Linked DNA regions of Homo sapiens: region 2 is linked to region 1. The links are chromatin loops, found by intact Hi-C in ENCODE. Cell type or tissue: ovary. All regions are shown on one strand. Each heading gives the region's core, and the rest is flanking DNA. Links, peaks and the distances in the headings are about the cores only.

Region 1 (8,331 bases), core at 121-8,120:
ATTTGCATTTTAATGGCCTCCAGGGATGGGAAAGCACTGGCACCCAGGCTCTTCCCTAATCACAGCTCAGCTTCCAGAAGCTGGCAGGGCGCAGGCAGAGTGCCGAGGATTCAGAGGAGGAGTGCAGAAGGCTGTGCTGTGGGAGTCTCAGGACCAAGCGATATGTTCAGGCAGTGGTTCCCAAGCAGCCTGCCAACTGCTGTCCCTAGCCCGAGGATCCTGCTTCCCCATGGGGTCTAAACACCTTGAGCTGGCATTCAAGGCCTTCCCTGGTGAGGCACAGCTGACAGCAAAGGAAAGCAGGGGGCGGGAAGCGTGGTGTGGGGAAGGGGATTTTCAGGCCCTTGCTTTAGAGATGGAGACACAGCTTCCTGCAGGAGGTCACACAGCACCCAGACACACCAGTTAGAGCAGGTCTCCGAGGCAAGTGCCTTGGCTGCCACTCCAGAGCTCTGTCCTGATTTTAAGTTCATTAGAAATAAATAATAGGCTCCCCAAAAAGATCATCTGATTTCATGCCTAATATACAGCAGATACCCAATTAATATATGCTGGATGGATGAATGAATGATAGAGACTACGCTAACAGAACAGTACTTAGCCTAAAAGAGATTCTAGTCCTGTAATACTCTATGCCAGTCAGGCCAGACCTGGGAGATGATGTGAAAGATTTGTACAATAACAATAACAGGTGAAATAACAGCAGCTACCAATTACTGAGCACCATTATGTCAGGCACGTCTCACCCATTATTTCTAATGCCTCTAGAGAATTCCTCTGGGGAAAGGGGTGGAGGGACAGCTAACTGCCTCCCCAGACTCACGTTTCCCTTTGCAGAGTGGCCAACTGTCCCGGGACAGTGGCTCTGGACACGCTTCCACCCATGGGTTCAGGCTGGTCATGTGGCTAATTCTCCACACTGGAATTTGAGCATTTACAGGTGTCACTTGTGGTCTGAAATGGTAAAGAAGTGTGCTTGCCCCATAGTCTCTCTCCCCATCCACAAAGAGAGAGGATGCTGAAGATCTAGAGGAGGACGGAGCCAATAGAAAAAAGAGCCTTGATCCCTGAATCACCATGTGGAAGCCACCCAACTAGATCATGTGCATTGGGCTATAATGTGGGTGAGAAGTAAATGGTCTGTATGTTTAACCACTGAGAATTTGGAATTATTTACTTATTCCAGCACATACTGTCTCCCTGAGACTTGTGTTATGCCGTGGTGAAATGTAATAAAAAGGCTGCCTAGAGAGCAGATGACTGCACCTGTAGCTCTAGAGCAGTGGTTCTCAAAGGGCGGTCCCTGAACCAGTAGCATCAGCACTGTCTTAAGACTTACCAGAAATGCAAATCCTAGTCCCCACCTCTGCAGACCTACAGAATCAGAAATTCACAATGGAGCCTAGAAATCTGTGCTCAAGCAAGCCCTCCTGGTAATTCTGATGTGTCCTCAGGTTTGGGCGCAACTGCATTCTGGGACATAGGGTGTTAGTGAATGAGACTCTGCTCTGAGGTGGGCCTTAGCCCAGCTTGCCTTGGGCTGCATGTCTCTCCATCCCCACCTTCTGTCTCTGCTCACCTTGATCTCAAACCATGTTCCATTTCCACCTGCACATTTCGCTTCCAGGCTAGCTCCTACTTGGCCTTTAGGACCAGCCAAGAGGCCACCACCTCCAGGAAGTCTCTTCAACTCTGTCCCACCTCTCCGTGTTCCCACAGAGCCTGTGCTGCCTCCCCACCGCCCCCACCTGCAGAGCACAGACCAGCCTGTGTTAATAACTGACTGACTGGGGCTCCCTGCAAGCAGGTTCCATGTCCTGTGACCATTTTCCAGGAAAGAGCGGCCTTCTCCAGGGGCCTCAGGTCAGGCCCTAACCATCTCTTCAATTTGCAGGAACTGAGGAAGGAGAGGGGGAGAGAAGCCGTATCCTACTTACCTGCATGGGACTGCATGTGCTCCAACAGGTTGTTGTAGAACTGGAACTGGATCCCACAGGCGCCGCAGGTGTAGGGTTCTGGAGGGAGAAATGCGGCAGCCACGTGAGGGGTGGAACCGACGCAGACACCTTCTGCTGGGCTGCAGGCAGCTTTGCAAGTGGGAACCCAAACACACACCGGGTCTCTGTGCTCAGGGCTCCGGGCCCAGCCTGCCTGCCTCCCCCGTCACTAGACCCATGAGGGAGAAGCTGGGTGAAGGAATGATGGAGAGAGGAAGCCATGCAGAGAGAGACCATTAGCTCAATTGAGCAGCTATTTATTGAGTGCTTACTGCGTGCCAGCCACTGTTCGGCGCACTTGAGATGGGGGTAGGGAGGACAACATCAACATCAACAGACCAACGGCCCTCTTGGGGCAGAGACTGAGTCTCAGGGTGTCACAGCCCCAGCTCTCTCTCTGGAACCACATGAGGTCACTATTTGCCAAGTGAACAAATGAATGAATGTATGAATGAATAAAAACCAAGGTAACAGACATAAGGAAAACAAGAAGGAAAAGGGTAAGAAGTGGAAAAAGCCACAGAGAAGCAGGAGGAAGTGGGGATCTGATGCGGAAAGGGAGGAGAGGGAGGGAGGAGTGAGGGAGGGCACGCGTAGGAACAGGCACAAGGGGTGCAGGGGCCTGGATCACTCAGCTCTCTACTCTTAGCACTCACGTCAGTGCCTGGCAGAGAAGAGGGAGGAGGAGAGAAGGAAGAGGGAGAAGGACAGAAGGAAGAGGAAAAAGAAAGAGGGGTGGGAAGAAGAGCAAGGAAAAGAAGAAAAAGACGGCTGCGATGGGGCTCGGAAGAGGTGTCCTGAGGCTGCCCGACGACCGTGAATGGGAAGGCCTGAGCTCCTGCCAGGGCTGGGGCAGCAGAGCCAAGGCTGCTGCTGGTCAGGGCTCTGCCCCACCCCGTCCAAACTGCTCCACCCGCCCAGGGCTGGACCTCGGCCTGCCTCCACCAGCTGCCGGGTCTGCCCGGGAGGGCAGCCCAAGGCCCATCTCACACAGCCTGGAGGCTCCAGGAGCACGTGGCTGGCTGAGTTCCTTCCCTGCCCTGCCTTGCCCTCTCCAGCCCCCCAACGGGACCATCACTTACTCTGTAGGAGAGGGAAAGGGTTGGAAATCAGGGGACTTGCAGTTTCTGCAAAAGAGAAACAGTTTAGCCATCTCTTCTAGTTCTGCTGTTCTGTGCTGATAGTCATAATTTTTATTCTTAATAACCAGTGAGCCAGATGGGGCTTTCAGAGGAGTGGGGAGCATCCGAGAGGAAGGCTCACAATCTGGGGTGGGGTTGCAGGGAGGCTTGACACAGAGGCCATGCCTTTCAGAGGATCAAGGTTTACTGTGGGTGCTGGGGCCACCAGGCAGGGCAAGACAAGTCACTGCCATCCCTCCGGGACACCCTACACTCTGAAAGAGTGAGGACACATGAGTACTGGTGAGAAGACATCCTTGCATGGCAGCTCACTTCAGGACAGGGAGCTGGCAGCTACTTCTAGGTTCTGGCACCAGGGTGGGGATGTTTGGTACCAAACACCAGAGCAGCCACCAAGAGCGGCTGTGCTTTGGAGGGCTCCTGCTGGCTGGCATCTCTCCCTCACTTCCTGGCACTGCCAGAGGTTGGCAAGCCTCAAACGCAGCAGGCAGCACAGCGGGGCCAGATGGTCTAGATGGGGAATCCTGGCTCCACCACTTATAATCTGGGGGACCTAGGGCAGCAATCCACCTCTCCTGAGCCTCAGTTTCCCACTCCAAAAAGTGGGGATAACAATAACATTGACCCCCATGGGGCTGTGGAAAGGAGGAAGACAGATAAGACATATAAAGCTCTGAACACATGCCAGGCACACAGTAAGCGCTCAATCAATGGTGGCTGCCAACAGCAGCAGCAGCAGCAGCAGTGCTTGCGCTATCGTTCCCGATTGTGAATATTAGCTCTGGGGGCAGGGGACGCATGGGGGTGCAGCATGGCTTGGCTGGGAGCACAGGGCACATCTGGAGACCTCGGTTCCAGCCCGGCGCTACTACTTATTCCTGTGTGGCCTTGGGCAAGTCACTCCATCCCTTTCAGGCCCACCTCTTGGAGAGGTTGGGTGGATTACGTTGTTCAAAACCTCATTCCCTTCCGCAAAGCAGTCATCAAATCACTTGGTTTACTTAAAAAATAAAAATGACCAACTATCACCACCAAAAAACCCTAACACCTGAGTATGTAATCTGTGCCAGGGACTCACTGAATGTTCACAACCACCACGGGGCTGTGTGTGTTCATCAAGCCACTTTACAGCAGAGGAGGAATTCAGAGACTAGCCTAAGTCACCAGCTAGTAAGTGGTGGAGCTGGGGTTCATATGTGAGTAACAGCCCGAAGTGGAGCTCCTGTTACTAGGCAGATGCCTCCACACTCAAGTCTGCGCTCCTGGCTGTCTCAGAGGGTCCCCGACAGTTGTGATGTGTTCGTCACCTGTCCACACCCAGGCAGTAGTGCCCAGCCCAGTGCCTGGCACAGGCTGACACCTAATATGTAGTGAATTAAATTTCAACCATGCAAGAAAGTGAGTGGGTGCCTTCCCCTAATGTAACCACAATGTGAGAATTCCTCTCCCCTCCTGCCCTGCCTCTCAGGGTACAGAACAGCTTGCTGTGCCCTGCTCGGACAGAGGCTGCTGGTGACCAGCCAGGCACCCCCCAGGCTGACCCCGGGTCTGGTGGGAGAGGCCCCTTGGCTGCTGCTCTGGACATTCTAGGGCTCTGCCGCGGTCCTGGAAGAGGCAGGCGTCAGGGGGCGCCAGAGACCACCTAGAGCCTCAGTTTAAACCCACTTGAGCAGGTAGGGGCTGGAAGGGAATCTTCGTTCCAGTGGCTCCAGGGCCAAAATGAGACCAGAACTTGGAGCCTCTGGCTCTCACAGCTCTCTCTCTCTCTCTCTCTCTCTCTCTCTCTTTTTGAGACAGAGTCTCGCTCTGTCACCCAGGCTGGAGTGCAGTGGTGCAATCTTGGCTCATTCCAACCTCTGCCTCCTGGGTTCAAGTGATTCTCCTGCCTCAGCCTCCTGAGTAACTGGGACTACAGCTACTGTATTTTTAGTAGAGATGGGATTTCACCATGTTGGCCAGGTTGGTCTCGAACTCCTGACCTCAAGTGACCCACCCACCTTGGCCTCCCAAAGTGCTGGGATTACAGGTGTGAGCCACGGCGCCCGGCCTCTTAGAGCTCTCTCAACTGCACTTCCTTTGCTTCTCCTGTAAAGAAACTGGCTGAGACATCTACCCTAAAAACATAGCAGTGGCTCTCTCAGGCCCAATCATCTGGGGTCAGCTGAGTTGATGCCGCAGGCTATGGGGAGGGGTGTTGCTCTCTCCATGGGGGAGACAGAGAGGAGGCATTGTCCACTGATGCCCAAGGCTCAGAGGAATGTCCCTGGAAGAAAAGGCCCCTCCTGCCTCTGTGGTCTCCCTCTAATTCCCTGCTCCCAGCCTCCTCCCAACAAGATCCATAATGCACCACAAAGACCCCAGCCCACAGGATGCTGCCGCGGCTGCCAGGGGGGAGCGGGCGAAGCTGGCAGCTACCGCACAGGATGGCTGTCAAGGGGCACACTCACCGCTGGAGTTCTGCGAACTGCTGTTCGTCTCTTCAAAGTGGTTTTGTGCTTTGCCTTCTACTCTCCGACTGAAAGCGCTTTCTGCTGGGTGGGGGACAGGAGAGAGAAAGAAAACAATGGTGATTGGTCAGCACTAGGTCTCAAGGGAGGGGTAGGCTGGGTGAAGGCCAAGGACTCTGCTGGGCCAACTAGCTCTCGTGAGGGCTCCAGGACCTCAAGCCAGATCTCCCCAGGACCCTCTGAGTGGCCTAGTCCCTTGGCAGGGCCCCAAGAGACCCTCCTGGCAGGGCCCAGGAGGCCCAGGCACGGGGGCCGGGGGAGTGACATGCCCAAAAACACAAAGATGAAATCCAGCAGGAGAGCAGATGGCAAATGGGCCTGAGTCTCCCATCTTTGGCTCCTGGAGAGCCACAACCGTGACAGCAAATCATTGGATCTACCGCCCACCACTCCCTGTCAGATTCTGCTGCCACGGGCCCCACCGAAGTGCATAGATGATGACAGCATGTTTTCTGGTGATTCCAGCTCCATCAGCTAGGTGGTCCCTGGTGACAGGGAGGGTATCCTGCAACAGATGGCGTGACAGGGAGAGCAGGGGTAGCCCCACACCCCCAGAGGCCAAACCCAGGCAAAGTCTGGTCAGTTGTTCCCCCAGCGGAAGGGATGGGTTCCCCCTGAGTGACTACTGGGGTGTCTCTGCTTACAGGCTGCCATCTACCTGAGGGGCCCACCCTCTTCCAAGTGCTCTCTGGAAACCCTGCAATGCAGAGATAGGGTCCAACCAGGTGGAAAACCATGAATTTTTATCCCCCACCCCCACCTGCAGAAGGTATTGAAACAGATGATCCGAGCTGGAAGACAGCCCAGCTTTTCCAAGGTGCTCTAGGCATGAGGGGGATGCCGGACGATCCCAGAGATAAAGACCTCAGGGAACCAGTCAATTTGGGATGTGCAGCTGACCCAGTGCATTTCTTAAGGAGAAACAATTTGCCCAAAGATATCAAAGGCTCCGCAAAGTCTGCCCGCAAACAGACCCATTTAGATTTACTTAACCTGGCCTTCCCCAAACATAAGAGGGGTTCCCACAGAACCCCATTTTTAAAACATTAGATTCTGAAATATCTCACAAAATTGGTGATCTTGAGAATGCACTTTGGGAAATGCCACTCTCACCTGGTCCACCCTGCTCCGGAAGAGCAAGTGCTTAGTTTGTGGGTGCCAGGGTTGCGGATGGTCATGGGGACAATGGGAAAGGAAGCCAGAGGCAGTGCCTGCAGACCCTGCCCAATTCCCACCTCCCCCCGACCCCTGTCATCCCACTGTAACAACGTCTCCTGACACAGGCTCCTTCCTGCAGAGGCTGCAGCTAACATTACAAGGACAACCCTCCCTTCAAAATGTGCCTGTGAAATGCCTGGGCTGAGAGTCCCAGGGAGCATCTACAAATTGGCACAGAAGGCCCCTCTGTTCTCGGTCTAGGGAAAGGGGTGGGGGTGGGGGGCTCTCATTCGCTGAGCACCTCCTATGTACCAGGCACTGGACCAGATACTTTACATCCAAGTTCCCTCTAATTCTCCCAAAAGCCCTGTGAGGGCTGCACTGTCATTCCCATTTCACAGGTGAAAAAACAGAGGAAAGAGTGAGATTGTCAAGTTACTGGGGTTGGATGTACTCCTAACCCTCCAAGACGGCAGAATCAGACTTCACTTTAGGGGGAGGTGCTTCCTTTTGAAAAAGGCCTTGTGTGGAGAAGTGACTGCCTACTCCATCTTCATCCTTGTGTACGTTGGGTGACTGGTACTCATCTATGGAGGACTTCTGACCAGCATGCTGGTAAACTTACCACAATTGAGGCTGCAAACTCTTACACTGCTCAGCTGATAATGCACATTTTGAATAGCTTTCCTTGCCACAAGTACCTCTGGCTGAAAAATCAACATGCAGCACCAGAGGTGAAATCCCATACAGGGACGTGCCCATACACACATGAAGGGCCACTTATTCCAGGACCAGGAGGTGACTGACAGTTTCTTCCTCAACCACATACTATCTTATCTCCCATGCAGGCTCCTGCTCCCAACCGGATGCCCTCTGACCTGCTCAGCTGGTGAATCCAGAGGTGACCCCTACCCACAAGTCTTCCAAGGCACATGAAGGCAGCCTGAGGCCTGTCCCATAGCTTGCTGAATGCCTACTCAGAGACACTGAAGCTGGAGACCGGCCACGTACCACACCCTGTGGGCCGCCCTCTGCAGAAACCGCAGGCATAAAAACTCCCAGCCACAAAGTGCAAGAGAGAAAGCAAGATTTGAAAGCCACGATTCCATGATTTAGTGGAGCCGATATCTATCACCAATGAGACCGTGATGACCAATTTGCTTCTAACTAATTTATGCTACTGTTGAAAAACACAACGGCTACTGGCTTTTCTCAACACGGTACCTGAAAAACCATGACCTTCAAACCTTCAAGGCTGACTGACTACTCTCCTTTTGGGAGATCTAAGCACAATAAACATATCTTCGAAGAATCACGCCCTTGCCCAAAATTAGCCTCCTGAACTGAGGAGTAAAGGAAAGCACGGCTTAATCACTCGGCTGGGTTGTCAGTCACCGAATGAACCAAGTGGATCCTTTACCTGAGTTCTCACCTTGATCATCTATTTATTTAAGAAATGGCTTTGGTCTCCTGAGGACAACTGAAGGGCCCGCGGTCCCAGAGGCACCACATCATCACTCTGCCCTA
Region 2 (8,331 bases), core at 29-8,028, 290 kb after region 1:
TATGAACTTTAACACAAATGATATAGGACAACTAGTCACTTGGGAAATCATAAAATTGGATCGTTACATCATACCTAGATGAATTTATGGATGGATAGAGGGATGGATAGAAGAAAAAAAGATCCAAGAGATCTTAGTGAATACTTTAAAAGAGAGAAAAACAGAGAGAAAAAGAGACAGAGAAGAGGGAAACTCGGAGGCCAGCACCAAAGGGACTGTTACCCCAACTCCTTACTCTGAAACTTGGTAATGAAAGAATGAAGTCTTTACCTGGCCATTTTAGGGGGATCTATAATCTATGCCAATTAGTTGATGAAAAATACAAGAGATGGGGGTAAAATGTTAAAAGATGTGACAAGGAAACAAGCAGGAAACTCCAAAATGTGAAACATTCTACAAGACAGTAGTAGCCTAATATTTTCAAAAGTCAATAAAGGCCTAGGTGAGAGATGTTCAAGATTAAAGGAGACAGAGGAAATATAACAACCAAATGCAATATGTGAACCTTAATTGGATCTTGGTTAGGGGCAAACTATAAAAACATTTTGGGGACAATTGGGAAATTTTAATGAGGACTTGATATTAGATAATATAGGATTATTGTGAATGTTCTTAGATTCAAAGTGGCATTTGGTTGTGTAAGAGAATGTTCTTATTTTTAGATGCATGAGTGTTGAAGAATTATATCTGCAACTTCTTTCAAGTACTACAGCCCGCCCCCCAAAGAAAAGAGAGAGAGATGGTTACATAGCTCTAAATTGATAGAAGACGGACAGATAGATATGTAGATAATGGATGGCTAGATGAATAGATATAGATAGATAAAGCATATATGACCAAATGTTAACAACTGTTGAATCTAGGTGGTGAGCATACAGGTGTTTCAAACATACTTGAGCAGTTGGATATACAAATATTGCCTAAGACCCAGATTTCATAATTTTTGAGCTCTTCCTATGTACCAGGCCCATTACTCCATAGTTTTACATAAGCAATAGTATTCTATTCTTATAACTGATCTGTTGGGTGGGCATTACTCTCTCCATTTTATGAATAGATGAATGAAGCTATCAATTCTTGACCAATGCCACAGAGTGTAATTCAAACACAGATCTGTCTGATCTTCAAGTCCAGACTCTATTAAACTATAGCCATATCTACAAGGGAACTAGGCAAATCTAGCATGTCAGAAACTGAAACATAACTCACAGAGAACCATACAGAAACATGTTAAATCAAAATCACTCCAGGTCTTTTCAGGCACTCCCAATAGAGGACGTGGGGTGAGCACAGGGAGGAAGACTGTAAGGTGGAACACGGCCTGGAACAGCAGTTGTTCCTGGCTTCTGGGGTGTGTTGGGAGAATGATGGGAGGAACTGAGCTAGAAAAGATGGTTAGGCCAGGTCATGGCATGCCTTGAGTGCTACGTGGAGAAGTCTGGGCTTGCTCTGACTGGCATAGGGAGCCATGGAAAGTCTGTATATGGGGGAGGACACAGGCAGACAGTGATGTGTTCACCACTTTCTTCCTTCTCAATAGGAGACCATTTTTAAACAAACGCAAACAAAGCCTACAGAAAGAATTGGAGCAAATTTTTGATGTGTTATTTATAAACTGAGGACTGGTCAAGTGGAAAAAGAAACCTTAACAAGATTAAAAATTGATGCACAAAGAACCACTCAGTGGCTTGTAAAAGCCCTTGGTAAAGAAAGAAGAAACGAAAAGCTGTTTCATAAAAGATTGAAGCTCCAGCGTACTCAAGGCTTGAGCACAGGCAGAAAGCTCTCTTGGCATCATAGTTCTGTAATCAACTGGAGTATTGCTATGGTGGGAAGGCTTCGTTGGGAGCAGGCACTTTCTGTACTTGTTGGAGCACTGGCTATTGTCCAAGGGCTTGGGAACCACCAAACCTGGAGTGGACCTTTCCACTCTGTCATCATACCACACAGCCAGAGGTCAAAGTTGGGGGCATCACAGAACTAGAGTCTCTGGACTTAGAGAGACTAGAATGGTCACAGCATCCTCTGTGCCCTCTCATCCCCATCAAGAGATCATCTGTATTTTCTTCTCCATAAAATAAACAGAGCATTTGTCATTCGTTTCTGACCACAAAACTAACAGATGTTCAATAGTAATTTCAAAAATATAAAAAAGCTCAAAGAAGAACATTTTAAAAATCACTCATTTTATCATCCGGAGATAGACAGTTATATACTTTTTTACAAAGTCATATTGAATATGCTATTTTATAATATGCTTTCTTCATCTAATACTACAAAATTTTACCCATGTGAATGAACAATATCCTATAACATTAAAAACCCCAACTTAACTGATCCCCTTTTCGTGGACATTCAGGTTGCTTCCAATTTTATTTTAACGACAAATAATACTATAGTGAACACCCCCAAACACAAATATTCTTATACACTTTGGTTATTCCATAGAAAACAACTTTTTAAGATAGAAAATCAAGTTTTTCCTTCCACGAGTCATATGTCCTGTGGCTTTCCATTCACTCAATGATCTTTATTTCTTCAGAAACAGATGTGTGTACCACCTAGCGTTTAGGCCAAAAAAGTCATTGTTCTACTTTAAATCAGACTAGAGTTTTGAGGCAATAGCTTAAAAGATAGGCTTTGTTGAGAAAGATTAAAGTTCTTTAAATTCTAAATGCTTCTTTACCATCAAGAACAGAGGCTGATGATCTCAGATTGTGCAATTTTTCTATAAAGTCGCATTATAGAGAAGATGATGATTGATAAGGTAAGTTCCCATCAGACAGAAAGGGGAAGGAAAGGAAAAATGAGGAGAGAGGAGGAAATATGCCAAGAAGAGACTCAAGTGTCCTGGCTCTCTTTTACAGTGGAAATCCCAGGATGGGGCAGGGAAGGAATAGGTGGCAGAAAGGTCTTGTGGATATCATAGGTGGAAAGTTGAAGGGAGAATACACTTATGCTCCATTGTATCTTTCATTACTCTGGGAGGCAGAACCTTTAAGAGCACTCCTGCACCAACATGGGCAGCTGAAAGGAATTCAGGTGTGGTATAATTAGGCTGAGAGAGAGCCCAGTTCCTTTCTCTCCATCACATAGAGGAGCTGGAAGTTCCCATATGCCCTAGCAGGAAACACGGCTGAAGTTGCCAGGGTGTAGGCTCACCACAGACACCCATAGTCACTGGCAAAAGGGCCCTGGGGCAGGGGTGCTACGAGATGAACCGCTGAACCTGGACATTAAGTAGTATATGAGCCAAAATCCAAGGAATGTAGTACTGGCAAGAGCTGTTGACATTGGGACCTGGTTAGCAGGGGAAAATGGCAGAACTTCCTGGGAGCAATCAGGAAGCATTTCCAGGGCACCGTTCACTGCATTGAAGGGCCTTGTGCCTGCTGTTTTTGAGCACTAATCACTATCCTTAGCTGTTAAGGCGCTTTGTTAGATATAACTACAGGTCTGAGCTCTCAACACTGGAAATGCGTCCCGTGTACCAATGAGAGCTCAGATGCCAACCTTGTCACTGGACACCATCATGGGAAGGAAGGGAGAGAAACAACCTCTTCTTAAACAATAATGGTCTAGAAACTCACTGCCCCCCCATCCCATCCCAGGATACTCCATCTTCGCGTCTAGCAAAATGTGTTTTTCTTAATGTTAACGAGCTCTCAATCATTGTTCTAGGCAAAGTATCACAATTTTATTTTACCTTGTGTGTTCGTTCAATTTGGGTGAGGGAGTTTGGGACACTGTGTTGAGAAGGGTTCTGAGACTTGGTCTGGCTTTATGGGAAAGTATTTATGATTGATTAATGATGTTTGCCACTGGGTTGGAAGTGGCACGTGGTGGCACTTGGATTGGTTACCAGCAATCCCTGTTCTAAAGCCATATTAAAGTAATCCAGCTTTCACGTGCTGGTCCTGCAGTTACTAAAGACGGGGCCTATTCTCACCCTGCCTTCTGTTATTCAGGTTAAACTTCCCTTTGTTTTTTTCATTGTCCCTTCGGTGGTATGGTTTTCAGGCCCCCTGTTAGCTCTGGACAATTTATTATTGCATCCCCATAAAATGGGGCACACAGAAACAAATATATTCATGTGTTAATTCAGAGCTTAACTCATCGAGCATTTAATGAAAACTACCTCCCCACCACGCCATGTTCCATTTTATCTTTGGCACCAATGTAAACCGCAGAACTGACTTGATTCTAGGTGGTTGGACCAGTGAGGGTTAGTATGAGATTGCTACCTGTCTTATTTTTGTCATGAGGAATCTATTCAAACAGCCTGAATTCCCATCTGCTGAGACCCTTGAGGTTTTTGCATGCGTGTGCCTGTGGAACCCCCATCACCCACACCCTGCACCTGCACACTGGGGTTGGAGCCCGGAACAAGGCTTCCTTTTCACCTCTGTCAATTCCATCTCACTCCATTTGGCCCAGCTCTCCTGGCTGTTGAGATTTCTCTGACTCCAGACACTGCCACCAAGAATGTGTGTACTCAGGCTAGCTCTCATCGGAATAAAGGAACTTGATGAGGCTCCAATTTCTAACAGGATGAAAAAGCAAAGCCAGCCCCACCAACAGAGGACCTCGCTGCAGTGAATGCACACTTAGTCGTCCCTGGTCATCGGTCTCACACACTGGGGTTCCTCCCTTAGTGTCCAGCAACATTGGGAATCTACAAGCATGTGATAAATTCCACATTTATCAGAGTTATTGCATATCGGCTACGTGCCGGGCATGTCAATGAGTCTACCAGGATCCCAGCTCTCAGACGTACATTCCAACAGGGGTGGGAGGGGTGGGGGTGAGAGACACAGACAAGAAACAATAGTGTGTCAGAAGGCAGTGAGGACATAGAGAAAGAAAACATAGATTGGGGTGCTGATGCAGAGTTTGCAGGGTTCGATATGGTGGTCAGGGTAGGCATTGCTGAAGGTGACCTTCGAGCAAAGACTTGAAAGAGGGAAGGAGGTGAGTCATGTGGACACATGGGATGGGGGTGGGGACAATCCAGGCAGAGGGAACAGCAAGCACATGCCTGCAGTGTCCCAGGAACAGCAAGGAGGTCAGTGTTGCTGAAGGGAAGCAAGTGACAGGAAAGATGGTAGAAGATAAGGTCAGAGAGGCAATGGAGGCAGGTGACACAGGGGGTGTGGTCCATGTAGGAATACGGCCCCTTCTCTGGGTGAAACGCACAACGTTGTTGGGAATGACATGACCACGCTTATGAGTTTCAGGGCCATGCTGGCTCCTGGGTAGAGAATGGACTCTATAAAAGGGGCAAGGGTGGAAGCAGGGAACAAAAATCAGAAAACCCAGAAACTGAACCCAGAGGAAGGCATGACGTCTCCGAAGGAACCCAGGAAGTTAGCAACAGAAGCAGGAAGAGGCTGGTTTTCCTGACTGCTACTCAGCCATCTCACTCTCCCCCTGGCCACATGGGGTGCCCCAACCTTCAGATCAACAGGCTGCCCTGTCAGAGGCTTCCAGCCCATCCCGAAACCCCAAGTGAGGCTTTCATGAAGAAACGGTGGGGGCAGCTCTGGGATTACAGCCTTAATTTTGCTCTGATTCAACACAGCTCTCCCCTCCGGCATGATTAGTCAGGTACCATTACCATTTTGTAATGAGATTAATGAGAGAATTCATTCAGAAGTCATTATCTTACCTAATAATGACCTTACTGATTACTGTATCTCCTTCAACTAGGTTACTGATTTTGATGAAAATATAATAAATATAGCTTGCAGCACCTGGAAATTTGTTCTCTGCCTGGAATAGTTCTGAGGTGAAGACTTATTTTTAAGAATTTCTTGAAAGTGATTAAATATTTTGGTTCTCCTGAGGCGGTATTTCTGTGTTTTCACAGATGACATTTTTGAAATGTATGAAATATTTGATGATAAAATATTTAATAAGCCTGGCGTTCATATTTTTCAGACATCTGTTTCTACTTTGAGACTGTCTGAATGTGATTTTACATGAAATTTCTATTTGCATGTTGTGTTGGTTTAAGAAAAGGGCTTGTGCTATGCATGACATATGCGTCTCATAAAATAATGAATGCCCGCGCCTCGCAGTCCAGAAGATATTGTACAAGAAGCATTGTGGTCTGCATATTAAAATGCATCTAAGCAAATCATTAAATAAAAACAGAACCATTTCCATGGGGGAATAATGCAGCTCAACTCCTATTAATTGAGAACCTACTGTGCGCCTGTAATCCCAGCTACTTGGGAGGCTGAGGCAGGAGAATCTCGTGAACCCGGGAGGCGGAGGTTGCAATGAGCCAAAATCACACCACTGTACTCCAGCCCGGGTGACACTGTGAGACTCTGTCTCAAAAATAATAATAATAATAAGGATTGATAAGATATGGGCTTCATCCTCAAGACTCAGATTCAGTAAAGGTATATTAAGCTCCTATCCAGTATCTGGTGCTTTTAGACTCACCATCTCATTTATGAGATAGAGTGGTACAAGGATATAGGTTTCTGGACTCATATATAGGGGTGTCAAGCCCTGCTTCATTCCTTGGTGGTCTTATCACCTTGAGCAAGTCACTTACTCTCTCTGTGCCTCAGTTTCCACATCTGTGAAGTGGGGATAATAACTCACTCTTTGGTCTGTTTGAAGGATGAACAATAAAACGAGAAAACAGATTCTTAGGGGTTAAAGGGCTTGCTGGTGATCAAAAGTCTAGCAAATAGTGAAGCTGGGAGTCCCAGCCCTTCAGACTTCAAGCTTCAAGGCCTTTCTATTATGACATTCTGTCTCTTATCCCTGAAGTTTAACCATGCCGTGAAAACAGAGCAAGCTTCCATTTGGGGACTTGGTGTAAGCTCTGACACGATTTTCATAAATCTAAATAGTTATTCTATGATACCCACTTCACTCCACGTTCATCTTAATCCATGTGTCACCTGAAAAGATGGATGAGTAATTTGGAGACTTGATTGATGTGGGTTTTGCCTTATGACTTTCCTCGAAGTTAATGGGAGCCATGCGGTCCCAGATCCATGAATCACCCCAGCTGGAAATGCTCCATTAGAAGGAAAGAGAAAACAAAAGATCAGCAGGATGCCTGGAAAACAGTCACACTCAGGGTTGTGAGTTGATGGTAATGAAACTCCGTGTTTGGAAGCACAGAGAGGGTGCAGTGAGCACCGGGATTGGAGTCAGGGTTGGGAGAGGGTGCAGTGAGCACTGGGCTTGGAGTCAGGGTTGGTGGAGAGGGTGCAATGAGCACTGGGATTGGAGTCAGGGTTGGTGGAGAGGGTGCAGTGAGCACTGGGATTGGAGTCAGGGTTGGGAGAGGGTGCAGTGAGTACTGGGATTGGAGTCAGGGTTGGGAGAGGGTGCAGTGAGCACTGGGATTGGAGTCAGGGTTGGGAGAAGGTGCAGTGAGCACTGGGACTGGAGTCAGGGTTGGTGGAGAGGGTGCAGTGAGCACTGGGATTGGAGTCAGGGTTGGGAGGGGGTGCAGTGAGCACTGGGATTGGAGTCAGGGTTGGTGGAATGGGTGCAGTGAGCACTGGGATTGGAGTCAGGGTTGGGAGAGGATGCAGTGAGCACTGAGATTGGAGTCAGGGTTGGTGGAGAGGGTGCAGTGAGCACTGGGATTGGAGTCAGGGTTGGGAGAGGGTGCAGTGAGTACTGGGATTGGAGTTAGTGTTGGGAGAGGGTGCAGTGAGCACTGGGATTGGAGTCAGGGTTGGGAAAAGGTGCAGTGAGCACTGGGACTGGAGTCAGGGTTGGTGGAGAGGGTGCAGTGAGCACTGGGATTGGAGTCAGTGTTGGTGGAGCGGGTGCACTGAGCACTGGGATTGGAGTCAGGGTTGGTGGAGAGGGTGCAGTGAGCACTGGGATTGGAGTCAGGGTTGGTGGAATGGGTGCAGTGAGCACTGGGATTGGAGTCAGGGTTGGGAGAGGATGCAGTGAGCACTGGGATTGGAGTCAGGGTTGGGAGGGGGTGCAGTGAGCACTGGGATTGGAGTCAGGGTTGGGAGAGGGTTCAGTGAGCACTGGGATTGGAGTCAGGGTTAGGAGGGGGTGCAGTGAGCACTGGGATTGGAGTCAGGGTTGGGAGAGGGTGCAGTGAGCACTGGGATTGGAGTCAGGGTTGGTGGAGAGGATGCAGTGAGCACTGGGACTGGAGTCAGGGTTGGGAGAGGGTGCAGTGAGCACTGGGATTGGAGTCAGGGTTGGGAGAGGATGCAGTGAGCACTGGGATTGGAGTCAGGGTTGGGAGAGGGTGCAGTGAGCACTGGGGTTGGAGTCAGGGTTGGTGGAGAGGGTGCAGTGAGCACTGGGATTGGAGTTGGTGGAGGG

Evidence for each region. A loop is a pair of places that touch in the nucleus more often than their neighbours do. Peaks named below come from ENCODE experiments on the same cell type or tissue, not always from the same donor. Only the 100,000 strongest peaks of a DNase experiment are listed, where the experiment ranks them.
Region 2: a loop joins it to region 1, with 2.1 times the contacts of the local background. A loop is called at or near these places in 39 of 110 quality-filtered maps.

Annotation. Positions count from the first base shown.
Region 1 is chr9:114,029,984-114,038,314 of GRCh38, reverse strand. ZNF618 (zinc finger protein 618) reads right to left here. Exons shown (of 15, transcript NM_001318042.2): 12 at 5,587-5,670; 13 at 1,938-2,015. Among named protein-coding and RNA genes, the nearest start is that of AMBP, 44 kb to the left of the region's middle. In ovary, for the core only: no CTCF peak of the experiment used is centred there; DNase peaks (open chromatin) are centred at 2,884 and 4,734.
Region 2 is chr9:113,739,785-113,748,115 of GRCh38, reverse strand. No RefSeq gene overlaps it. Among named protein-coding and RNA genes, the nearest start is that of ZNF618, 130 kb to the left of the region's middle. In ovary, for the core only: no CTCF peak of the experiment used is centred there; no DNase peak of the experiment used is centred there.